Regions from separate parts of the Homo sapiens genome. Here regions 2 and 3 are each linked to region 1. A link is an interaction called in ENCODE POLR2A ChIA-PET data of the cell type or tissue named here. Cell type or tissue: OCI-LY7. All regions are shown on one strand.

What was found. ChIA-PET counts read pairs that join two places held together with the same protein. Peaks named below come from ENCODE experiments on the same cell type or tissue, not always from the same donor. Only the 100,000 strongest peaks of a DNase experiment are listed, where the experiment ranks them.
Region 2: POLR2A ChIA-PET joins it to region 1 with 5 read pairs; 2 of 35 experiments call an interaction of 5 or more read pairs at or near these places.
Region 3: POLR2A ChIA-PET joins it to region 1 with 9 read pairs; 6 of 35 experiments call an interaction of 5 or more read pairs at or near these places.

What each region holds. Positions count from the first base shown.
Region 1 is chr14:77,359,236-77,363,235 of GRCh38, reverse strand. All of the region lies in intron 1 of TMED8 (transmembrane p24 trafficking protein family member 8), which reads left to right. It also overlaps the pseudogene LOC100422225. Among named protein-coding and RNA genes, the nearest start is that of TMED8, 16 kb to the left of the region's middle. In OCI-LY7, no CTCF peak of the experiment used is centred here; a DNase peak (open chromatin) is centred at 2,365.
Region 2 is chr14:77,740,742-77,744,741 of GRCh38, reverse strand. All of the region lies in intron 3 of SNW1 (SNW domain containing 1), which reads left to right. Among named protein-coding and RNA genes, the nearest start is that of SLIRP-OT1, 18 kb to the left of the region's middle. In OCI-LY7, no CTCF peak of the experiment used is centred here; no DNase peak of the experiment used is centred here.
Region 3 is chr14:77,410,981-77,414,980 of GRCh38, reverse strand. It overlaps NOXRED1 (NADP dependent oxidoreductase domain containing 1), which reads left to right. Exons shown (of 6, transcript NM_001113475.3): 2 at 854-1,047. Among named protein-coding and RNA genes, the nearest start is that of NOXRED1, 11 kb to the left of the region's middle. In OCI-LY7, no CTCF peak of the experiment used is centred here; no DNase peak of the experiment used is centred here.

The sequences.
Region 1 (4,000 bases):
TAAATTTGTTAAGACTTGTTTTGTGGCCTAACATCTGATCTATTCTGGAGAATGTTACATATGCAATGGAGAAGAATGTGTATTCTGCTACTGTTGTATGGAAAATTGGGCCCATTTGGTCCTAAGTGTAGTTCAAGCCTAGTATTTCCTTATTACTTTTCTGTCTAGTTGATGTATCCATTGTTGAAAATGGGATATTGAGGTCCCCTACTATTCTTATATTGCTATCTATTTTCCCCCTTCATGTCTATTAAAATTTGGTTTATACCTTTAGGTGCTCTGATGTTGAGTGCATATGTATTTATAATTGTTATGTCCTCTTGATGGCTTGACCCATTTATCATCAAATAATGGCCTTCTTTGTTTCGTGTGACAGTTTTTAGACTTTATTTTGTCTAAGTACAGCCACCTCTGCTCTTTCTTGGTTACTGTTTACATGGAATATCTTTTTCAATTCTTCCACTTTCAGCCTGTATGTGTTCTTAAAGCTAAAATGAGTCTCTTGTGGGCAGCATATAGGTTGGATCTTAGTTTTTTTTAATCCATTCACCCACTCGGTGTCTTCTAATTGGAGAACTTAATCCATTTACATTCAAGCTTATTATTGATAGGGAAGGACTTACTTCTGCTATTTTGTTAATTGTTTTCTGGTTGTTTTGTAGAGCCCTTGTTCCTTTCTTACTCTTGTTTTCCTTTGTGATTTGGTGATTTTCTATAATGCTGAGCTTTGATTCCTTTCTCTTTATTATTTGTTTATCTGGGGTGGTTTTTTGCTTTGTGGTTACCATGAGGCTTATGTAGAATAAATTGTAGTTAGAATAGCTTATTTTAAACTGGCAACAACTTTAGATGTAGAAAGAAATTTACTCAACGTAATAAAGACTGCTTATGAAAAACCCAAAGCCAGTGTCATAATCAGTGTGGAAAAATGAAAACTTTTTCTCTATGATCTGGCACAAGGCAAGGATGACCACTCTCATCACTTCTATTCAACATAGTAATGGAAGTGCTAGCAAGAGCAAGCAGACAAGAAAAAAAAAAGGCATACAATTAGCTGAATGGTAGAAGTTATGTCCATTTGCAGATGACATGATCTTATATGTAAATAACCCCAAAAACTCTACAAAAAAAACTTAGAATTAATAAATGATATCAATAAAGTTGCAGGATAAAAAATCAGTGCACAAAAATCAGTTGCATTTCTGTACACAGTAACAACCTATCCAAAAAATCAAGAAAATAATCCCAATTTACAGTAGCATAAAGAATACTTAATAAATTAGCCTAGCGTGGTAGCCCATGCCTGTTGTGTCAGCTACTCGGGAGGCTGAGGTGGGAGGATTGCTTGAGCCATGGAGGTCGAGGCTGCAGTGAGCTGTGATTGTGCCACTGCACTCCAGCATGGCTTACAGAGACCCTGTCTCAAGAAAAAAAATACTTATGAATAAACTTAACCAGAAAGATCTGGACACTTAAGACTATAAAACACTGATGAAAGAAATTAAGAAGACACAAACATATGGGAAGATCTATCCTGTGTTCATGATTTGGAAAAATTAATATTGTTCAAATGTTCATACTACCCAAAACAATATGCAGATTTAACACAATCCCAATCCAAATTCTAATGACATTCTTCACAGAAGTAGAAAAAACAATTCTAAAATTTGTATGTAACCACAAATACCCTGAATATACAAGCAATCCTAAGAAAGAAAACATTGAGGCATCACACTTTCTGATTTCAAATTCTATTAAAAGCTATAGTAATTAAAACAGTATGGTGCTAGTATAAAAACAGCAGATCAGAATTGAGAGCCTAGAAACAAACCCAAGCATATATGACCAACTAATTTTTGACAAAGGCACTAAGAGGACACAGTGGGGAAAAGATAGTCTCTTCAATAAATGGTTCTGGGAAAACTGGATTTCCACATGCAAAAGAATGGAAATGGGCCGGGCGTGGTGGCTCATGCCTGTAATCCCAGCACTTTGGGAGGCCAAGGTGGGCAGATCACTTGAAGTCAGAAGTTTGAGACCAGCCTGGTCAACATGGTGAAACCCTGTCTCTACTGAAAATACAAAAAAATTAGCTGGGCATGGTGGCATGCACCTGTAATCCCAGCTACCTGGGAGCCTGAGGCAGGAGAATCACTTGAACCTGGGAGACAGAGGTTGTTGCAGTGAGCCGAGATTGTGTCACTGCACTCCAGCCTGGGTGACAGAGTGAGACTCTGTCTGAAAAAAAAAAAAAAAAAAAAAGGCAAAGGATCTGAATGGGTGTTTTTCCAAAGAAGACGTAAAAATGGCCAACAGGTACATGAAAAGATGTTCAACATCAGTAGTCACAAGGGAAATGCAAATTAAAACCACAATGAGATATATCACCTCATGCCTGTTAGGATGACTTCTCTTTGGTAAGAGATAACAACTGTTGGTACAAATGTAGATGATGCAGCCATTGTGAAAAATAGTATGGAAATTCCTAAATAAAAGTAGAACTACCACATGACCCAGTAACCCCCATTCTGAATATATACCCAAAGGAAGTGAAATCACCGCCTCAGATACCTGTTCATTGTCGCATTATTCACAATAGCCAAGATATGAAAACAATCTATGTGTCCGTTGACAGACAAATGAATAAAGAAGCTGTGGTGTGCATACATACACACAGAGGAATATTATTTAGCCTTATAAAAGAAGGAGATCTTGCCATTTACCACACATGGATGAGCCTGGATGACATTATATTAAGTAAAATAAGCCAGACACAAAAAGAAAAATACTGCTCGATCTCTCTTATATATGTAATCTAAAAAAAAAAAAGTCAAGTACACAGAAACAGGATAAAATAGTGGTTACTAGAGGTGGTGGTGGTGGTGGTGATGGTAGAGGAAAGGGGGAGGTGTAGGTCAAAGGATACAAAGTAGAGATACATAGGATGAACAAGTCTAGAGATCTAATGTACAATATGAGAACTATGGTTAATAATATTTTGCTTGGGAATTTTACTAAAAGGAAATTTTAGGTGCTTTTGCCACATACAATGGCCAACAGGTATATAAAAAGATGTTCAACATCACAAAAAGAGAGGATAGCTGTGGGATGATGGATTTGTTGATTTGCTTGATATGGTAACCATTTCACCATCTATATGTATATCAAAACATTATGTTGTACACCTTAAACATATACAATTTAAAAATTTAAAGTAATGAGGAAGATCTGTGTAATCTTTTCCAGACACACCATGAATGGAGTTCCAATCTTGGAATGCCACTTTTTCTGGACCTAACTCTTGAATGACCATGTTAATTCATTCAATTTTTTTTTCTATTATTTGTCATAGTTGTTGAAAGCCAAAGAGCTGCTGAGAACTGTAAATTTTTTCTCACTGTCAGAGTGCCCATGATGATATCATCCTGTACCACAGAATGTGAATTACATTTGAAATTGGCAGATTGAGGTACTCCATTTATCAAAACATCTCCAGATAATCATGTGGATCTTTTCTTTGCAGCTCAGACATCTAACAACCATGGTTTGCCTCCACCTGTGTGTACCAGAATGGCGTTGAGGCCAGGTTTCATTACTCCTTTGATATTCATTAATATTTCTTTTTAAACTGTTTTTTGATCAAGTAGAAAGCCACTCTTCAGTTTTACTCGATAGCAGATATTATGAAAACAACACAGCTCCCCAGTAAATGTCTTCAGGTCGTTGTAGGTTGTCCTGGGTAGGTCATGTTGTTTCATCATTGGTATTTCTTTGTGACACTGGGATAAAAACTTGGACATTACTGGGAGACATCTGGAGAATTTCTGCCTGTTTTTATATAATAAACCAGTGTTTATTATAAAGGATAAACAGCCAGATGAAGAGGTAAATAGGGCGAGGCCTGGAAGGGTCCTGAGTGCAGGAGCTTCCGTCTGCATGGAGTTGGGTTGCACCACTGAATGTGGATAAATTCACCAACTTGAAAGCTCTTCTAGGCTGT
Region 2 (4,000 bases), 380 kb before region 1:
ATTTGGCATTGGCAGGTTGTGTTATTTTGAATGAAATACAGCTTTGGTCCGTTTTGCATTATATTTCAAGACTGGAAAGCAGGAGTTTTATCTGATTTCTAGGGAATGATGTTTAAATCACTGTCTGTATTGGTGATTATTTTGTATTCAAAATAGAGTAGAACTGTTCAGACTGAACTATCTATTTTTGGAGTTTAGTATCTTGGCCAAATAAGGTCTCCAAAGCATTGTTCCTTGTTTTTTCTCTTTTTTTTCTTTTCTTTTCTTTACTTTTCTTTTTTTTTTTTTTTTTTTTGAGATGGAGACTTGCTCTGTTGCCCAGGCTGGAGTGCAATCTTGGCTCACTGCAACCTCTGCCTCCCAGGTTTAAGTGATTCTTCTGCCTCACCATCCCACGTAGCTGGGATTACAGGCGCACACCACCATGCCCAGCTAATTTTTTTGTATTTTTAGTAGAAACAGGGTTTCACCATGTTGGCCAGGCTGGTCTTAAACTCCTGACCTCAAATGATCCATCCTCCTCAGCTTCCCAAAGTGCTGGGATTATAGGCGTGAGTCGCTGTGCCCAGCCTATGCTATTTTCTTTTTTTCTTTTTTTTTTTTTTTGAGATGGAGTCTCACTCTGTCACCCAGGCTGAAATGCAGTGGCACGATCTTGGCTCACTGCAACCTCCCAAAGTGATGGGATTACAGGCATGAGCGACTACACCCGGCCAGATCGTTGCTTTTGTCTGTAATGCAGCCACTAGAAACAAACCCCAAACTGGGACCACTCTCAGGTTTATATCTTTTTGTTTGTTTGTTTTCTAGAAGTGGATAGATTCATGCATGAAGTTTGGAATGCATTGAGTAATTCAACATTAATCAAGTAACTATTATGTGCCATTGGCACTGGGGGAGCACTTTGATTGTTTAGGACCATCTTCAGCATTGTACAATGTTTAGCATAAGTGGCACTACCTATAAATCCCAGTAGCGTCCCCATCCTACCCCCATTGTCTTAACTAGAAACACCTCACACATTTACAAAGGCACTGGGAGAGAGGAGTTAGAGGTGGCAGTGATGCCCTGTTTGACAATCACTGATTTTCCTGTTTTAGAAGAAATAGAAATGGACTGCATAATATATAAAATAGGATTTAAAAAATTTGTTATTCCAGAGACTGAACAGGTTATTGGATTTATGAATTTGGACTAAGATTTCTGATTTGCTTCCGAGAGGTCTGGTATTCTTCAGAAACGAGGGAGTTCTCACTGAAATATTAATAGTGAATGAGTAAGAATGGAAAATACTAGGTGTTAGGTATAAGAGGTGAGAAGAATCAGTGAGGATTCTAAGACGTAATATTCTAGGACAAGTCTAAGGCAATTCTCTACATGTGAAGTAAGTACTGTGTATACGACTTATTAGTCATACAAAATTGGGGATGAAAAAGTTTTTTTTAGTGTAAATCTTGATACAACCAAATGCTTTTTTTTTCCTAATTATGAAAGTGATAAATCTTTTTTTTTTTTTGAAACGGAGTTTTGCTCTTGTTGCCCAGGCTGGGGTGCAATGGCACGATCTCAGCTCACCGCAACCTCTGCCTCCCGGGTTCAAGTGATTCTCCTGCCTCAGCCTCCTGAGTAGCTGGGATTACAGGCATGTGCCACCACGCCTGACTAATTTTGTATTTTTGGTAGAGACAGTGTTTCTCCGTGTTGGTCAGGCTAGTCTCCAACTCCCAACCTCAGGTGATCCACCCACCTCGGCCTCCTAAAGTGCTGGGATTACAGGCATGAGCCACCACACCCAGCCAAGTGATAAATCTTGAAATAAAGGGCTTGGTGTATGTATTTTTCCCTCTGAAATAGTTATGTAAGAAATACTACATACAGGCCAAGTGCATTGGCTCATGCCTGTAATCCCAGCACTTTGGGAAGGTTGAGGTGGGAGGATCATTTGAGGCCAGGAGTTTGAGACTAGCCTGGGCAATATAATGAAACCCTATCTCTTAAAGAAACGAAATGTTACACACGTACTATACCCAAAAGAATGCCTTCAACGTATTACCCCTAAAAAACCGTAACAACTTTAAACTGACCCCATGATAAATTATATGTTATCTTGTTTGTATGATTTCACACACTAGCTAAGCTAGATTAGCGTTTTCTTTCTACCTCACATAGTGAATGTTTTGACAGGCTTATCCTTTTAGTCAGTCTAGTTCTTTGCCAGTTTTCTGTAATAAAATATCTGTTTCACAGATGAGTTACTACTTTATCTTGTTGACAAAGCTTATTTGTGCTTCTGATACTTTCAAGAGTATATTGTATTTTTCAGAAAACGCTCCCCAGCCCATTTGCCTCCTGGTACTCAGTTTCCTCAGCACATTTAATTCTCAGACTATAAAAATTTGGGGTTTTGGCCAGGTGCTGTGGCTCACGCCTGTAATCCCAGCACTTTGGGAGGCCGAGGCGGGTGGATCGCCTGAGGTCAGGAGATCGAGACCAGCCTGGCCAACATGGTGAAACCCCATCTCTAATAAAAATACAAAAATTAGCTGGACGTGGTGTCATGCGCCTGTAATCCCAGCAACTTGGGAGGGAGGCTGAGGCAGGAGAATGGTTTTAACCCGGGAGGCGGAGGTTGCTATGAGCTGAGATCACGCCATTGCACTCCAGCTTGGGCAACAAGAGCAAGACTTCGTCTCAAAAAAAAAAAAATGGGGGGTTTTATAATTAATTACTATGGAGGAATCTTGCTCTTCAGATGTCCTTCACTCAGCCTTGTGAGATACTAGAATCTTATTGATGCTCATTTGAAGGGTTATTAACTTTGGAATGCCCAAATAAGGAGCAGCAAATGACTCTTGTATGCTAAATTAGTATTGACACTTTATGTTGAACATACATGACTACCAGGGAGCCATTTACTTAGAATCCTTTCCTTATAACCGTTGCTATGGAGAAGTGATAAACTCCTCATGATTAACTCTTCATAGAATTGGTATTTTTTTCTTGTGTTGTTATATAATTTTCAGCTTAGGGTTGTATAGGTTTTTCCATGCTGAGAGGAAATAAGACTTTTGAGGTCAGATAGTAGCTGTATGATCTTAATGTACTGAACCTCACTCTTTTCAGTAGAGTGAGCTTTATGGTCCCTTCCAAAATCAACACTCTTAGAGTATGGTGACACTAATAACTCACATATCAGTAGTACGTGTTTTGTGCTAAATCATCTTAGGCTTTCTTACCTGATCCCTCTTCTCACTCCTGAGAAAAACAAGCTGGAGATTTTAGTGTATAGCCATGAGATAGTTTTTTCTGGGAAATCAGTAGCTTATAGAAAGTTCTGTACGGCCTAAAATATAAACTTATTTATTTATTCATTCATCCATCCATTCTTTAAAATAGAGATAGGTCTTGCCATGTTGCCCTGGCTGGTCTCGAATTCCTGGGCTCAAGCTATCCTCCAACCTTGGCCTTCCAAAATGCTGTGATTACAGGCGTGAGTCACTGTTCATGGCCTATAAACACCTTTAGCATGTAACAGAATATCTCTAAAATTCATTTATTTATTCATTTGTACAAAAAATATTGATCAAATATCTCCAGTCATTATTATAAAGCACAGGAGACACTTTTTTTTTTTTTTTTTTTTTTGGAGACAGTTTCACTCTTGTTGCTCAGGCTGGAGTGCAATGGCATGATCTCGGCTCACTGTCACCTCCGTCTCCTGGGTTCAAGCGATTCTCCTGCCTCAGCGTCTCATGTAGCTGAGATTACAGGCACCCACCACCATGCCTGGTTAATTTTTCTGTTTTTGGGAGAGACGGGGTTTCACCATGTTGGTCAGGCTGGTCTTGAAATCCTGACCTCAGGTGATCCACCCACCTCGGCCTCCCAAAGTGCTGGGATTACAGGCGTGAGCCACCGTGCCCTCCCCGTTTTTATTGTTTTAATACGGGAGACAGATAATAACCATGTAAAGTAGATAATTTCATGCTGTGAACAGTCT
Region 3 (4,000 bases), 52 kb before region 1:
GGTCTCAAACTCCTGAGCTCAAGTGATCTGCCTGCCTTGGCCTCTCAAAGTGCTGGGATTATAGATGTGAGCCACCGTACCCAGCATGTGTTTTTTAACCACAATAAAAAAAAAAATTGAAAGCTGTCTGCACAGAAACAAACAAAACATGAGGGGACTGGCCCACAATGTGTTATAGACATTACAGTATGCTGTATAATAGTGGCTGTTCACAGTGGTGTCCTGAGCCAGTGAAATGATTAAATATTCAGACTGTTTAACCAGGCAAGCATAATACATGTAACAAAGTATGTTCATTTAAAACATTTTAAATTTTGGTCCCTTGAAAAGGGTTATACTTTTGTTTCTGGAAAATTAACTCAGGAGGAACATTTCATTCCCTAGTGAGGCTGGATAAATGACACACAGTTGAAATGTCTTATCTCCGAAGTACTTAAGGTGCCACCAAGCACCTTAAATGACAAAGCAGAAAATGTCAGAGAATGACAGTTAAGAAGAACTAGGCCGGGTGCGGTGGCTCTCGCCTGTAATCCCAGCACTTTGGGAGGCCAACACGGGTGGATCACGAGGTCAGGAGATGGAGACCATCCTGGCTAATACAGTGAAACCCTGTTTCTACTAAAAATACAAAAAATTAGCCGGGAGTGGTGGCAGGCACCTGTAGTCCCAGCTACTCGGGAGACAGGCAGGAGAATGGCGTGAACCTGGGAGGCGGAGCTTGCGGTGAGTCAAGATCACCCCATTGCACTCTAACCTGGGCGACAAAGCAAGACTCTGTCTCAAAAAAAAAAAAAAAAAAGAAAAACTAGTGTGTGCATGTATTTATGTACGTGTCTGTGTGTTCATTCTCCAGAGCATCATTAAATAAGAATCAAAGTTCCAGACATCTCTCAATTGGCTCCCTTAATTCAGCCACTCCTGAAGAGTTTAAGGTGGGCATCATTGGAGGTGGCCACCTTGGGAAGCAGCTGGCTGGCACACTGCTGCAGCTTGGCCCCATCCCTGCTGAAAGCCTGCGGATCTCCACTCGGAGGCCAGAGACTCTGGGTGAGGAGCAGTGTGTGGTAGAAAGGGGGCTTGGTTGTGCTGTGTAGGTGTCAACAAAGCCATTTTGAAAGGGTCCTCCAAAGAGGAATCCTTGCATACAGCGTGTGGAGTTCTCAGCTTGCTAGCCCTAAGAAAGGTTAGAAGCATGGCCTTTTCTCCTGTTCTTTAAAGCGACTTTTTTTCTCCATGTATGTGTTTTATATCCATGTCTCCTCCCTGTGCCCTTGGTGGTGAAGTATCTTTCCAGATCTTTGATACAGGGAAGCTTTCCATACAGAGTTCAGATCTTCTAACTGAATCAGTTAGGGTCTGGTTGGGTGTTAAACAGTTCCAGGCATTTGCAGTTGGCCTTATATTTTTAAAAATGACATTTACTGACTTTAAAAAAATGTTTTGTGGTCGGGCGCGGTGGCTCACGCCTGTAATCACAGCACTTTGGGAGGCCAAGGCGGGCAGATGACGAGGTCAAGAGATTGAGACCATCCTGGCCAACATAGTGAAACCCTGTCTCTATTAAAAATACAAAAATTAGCTGGGCATGATGGTGCGTGCCTGTAGTCCCAGCTACTCAGGAGGCTGACGCAGGAGAATTGCTTGAACCCAGGAGGCAGAGGTTGCAGTGAGCTGAGATCACACCACTGCACTCCAGCCTGGAGATAGAGTAAGACTCCGTCTCAAAAAAAAAAAAAAAAAAGTTTTGTAATGATTCCATTTATGGTGATAGAAATCAGAACAATGATTTCTTCTGGGGAGATAGACTGAGAAAGTCCCAAAGCAACTTTTTCTGGGGAGATGAAAATGTTTTATATCTTGAGAGAGAGGTATGGGTTAAATGGGTGTATGCTTTTGTCAAAACTGATCAAACTGTACACTTCATATCTGTGTTTTGCATTATATGTAAATTATACTTCAATAATAAAAAATGTAAAATAATATGCATATTGTAGAAAATTTGTCTACAAGGAAGGATACAACTACCTATAATCTACTCGGGTTATTTCCTTCCCGTGTTTTTTTTTTCTCTAATTATATCAGTAATCGACACTGTATACAGTTGTTTGTATTCTGTTTTTTTTTACATAATGTATCATGAGCATATTCTCGTATCGTTTAACATTTTTTGAAATAATGATTTGCCCACACCTGTAATCCCAGTACTTTGGGAGGCCGAGGTGGGCAGATCACCTGAGGTCAGGAGTTTGAGACCAGCCTGGCCAACATGGTGAAACCCAGTCTCTACTAAAAATACAAAAATTAGCCAGGTGTAGTGGTGGGTTCCTGTAGTCCCAGCTACTCAGGCGGCTGAGGCAGGCAAATCACTTGAACCCAGGAGGCGGAGCTTGCAGTGAGGTGAGATCACATCATTGCACTCCAGCCTCAGCAACGGAGTAAGACTCTGTCTCAATTAATCAATCAATAAGAAATAATGATGTTAAGCCCCTCCACTTTCCCACAGTAGAAGGTTACCCCAGCAGGCTTTGAGCACAGTCTCTTGCATCTCCCTAGCAGGGTGTGCTTGCTGTACCTGGTGTTTGGATGCACAGACTATGTAGTTGTGCCCAGCAGTGGCTAAGACCACTAGACACCCTACACTATTCTTCCTTTCTCTGTTTTCATCTCAGGATTTAAAATTTTAATTATATTAGTAAGAGATTAATGTAAAAAAATAGATTTTAAGGTTGTATAATATCCCAAAGTATGGATGTACCATAATTTATGTAACTATGCCTTATTTAGTTGAACTTCCTTGTACATAATTTTCCAAATAAAGTTATTAGGCCAAAGAATTGGTACAGCTTTATTAAATTTTTTTTTTTTTTTTTTTTTTTTTTAGACTGAGTCTTGCTCTGTCACCTAGGCTGGAGTGCAGATCGTGGAGAGCACGATCTCGGCTCACTGCAACCTCTGCCTCCCGGGTTCAAGCGATTCTCCCGCCTCAGCCTCCTGAGTAGCTGGAATTACAGGCATACGCCACCACACCCAGCTAAATTTTTTTGCATTTTTAGTAGAGACGGGGTTTCACCATGTTAGCCAGGCTGGTCTTGTACTCCTGACCTCAGGTGATCTGCCTGCCTCGGCCTCCCAAAGTGCCGGGATTACAGGCGTGAGCCACTGCACCTGCCCCTAAAATATTATTTCTATACAATAAATGGCACACAGTTAAAAGAGTACAATTTGATGTTTTGACACGTATACAACTGTGAAACCATCACAAGGTAATGAACGTATCCCATCACCCCCAAAAGTTGCCACTTGTCTTTGGTAATCCCTTTCTGTCCACTTCCCTGAAGCTCTCCACCCATGAAACCAACAATCTGATTTCTGTCACCATAGATTAGTGTGCATTTTCTAGAATTTTATCTAAATGGAATCATACAGTTTGTAGTGTTTTTTTAGTCTAACTTCTTTCACACTGCATAATTTGTTTGAAATATATCCAAGTTTTTTTTTTTTTTTTTTTTTTGAGACAGAGTCTCACTCTGTCACCCAGGCTGGAGTACAGTGGTGTGATCTCGGCTCACGGCAACCTCAGCCTCCCGGGTTCAAGCGATTCTCCTGCCCCAGCCTCCCAAGTAGTTGGGATTACATGCGCTCACCACCATGCCCAGCTAATTTTTTGTATTTTTAATAGAGATGGTGTTTCATCATGTTGGCCAGGCTGGTCTCCAACTCCTGACCTCAAGTGATCCTCCCACCTCAGCCTCCCAAAGTGCTGGGATTACAAGCGTGAGCCACCATGCCCAGCTGAAATATATCCACGTTTTTAATGTATCAATATCCTTTTTTATTTCTGAGTAGTATTTCCCTGCATGATTATTCCACAGTTTATTTATTTGGTTGACTTAGGCTGTTTGCAGTTTCTGGCTATTACAAATAAAGCTGCCATGAATACATGTATATAAGTGTTCATGTAGGCAACTACTTTCATTTTTCTTGGGTAAATATGTGGCAG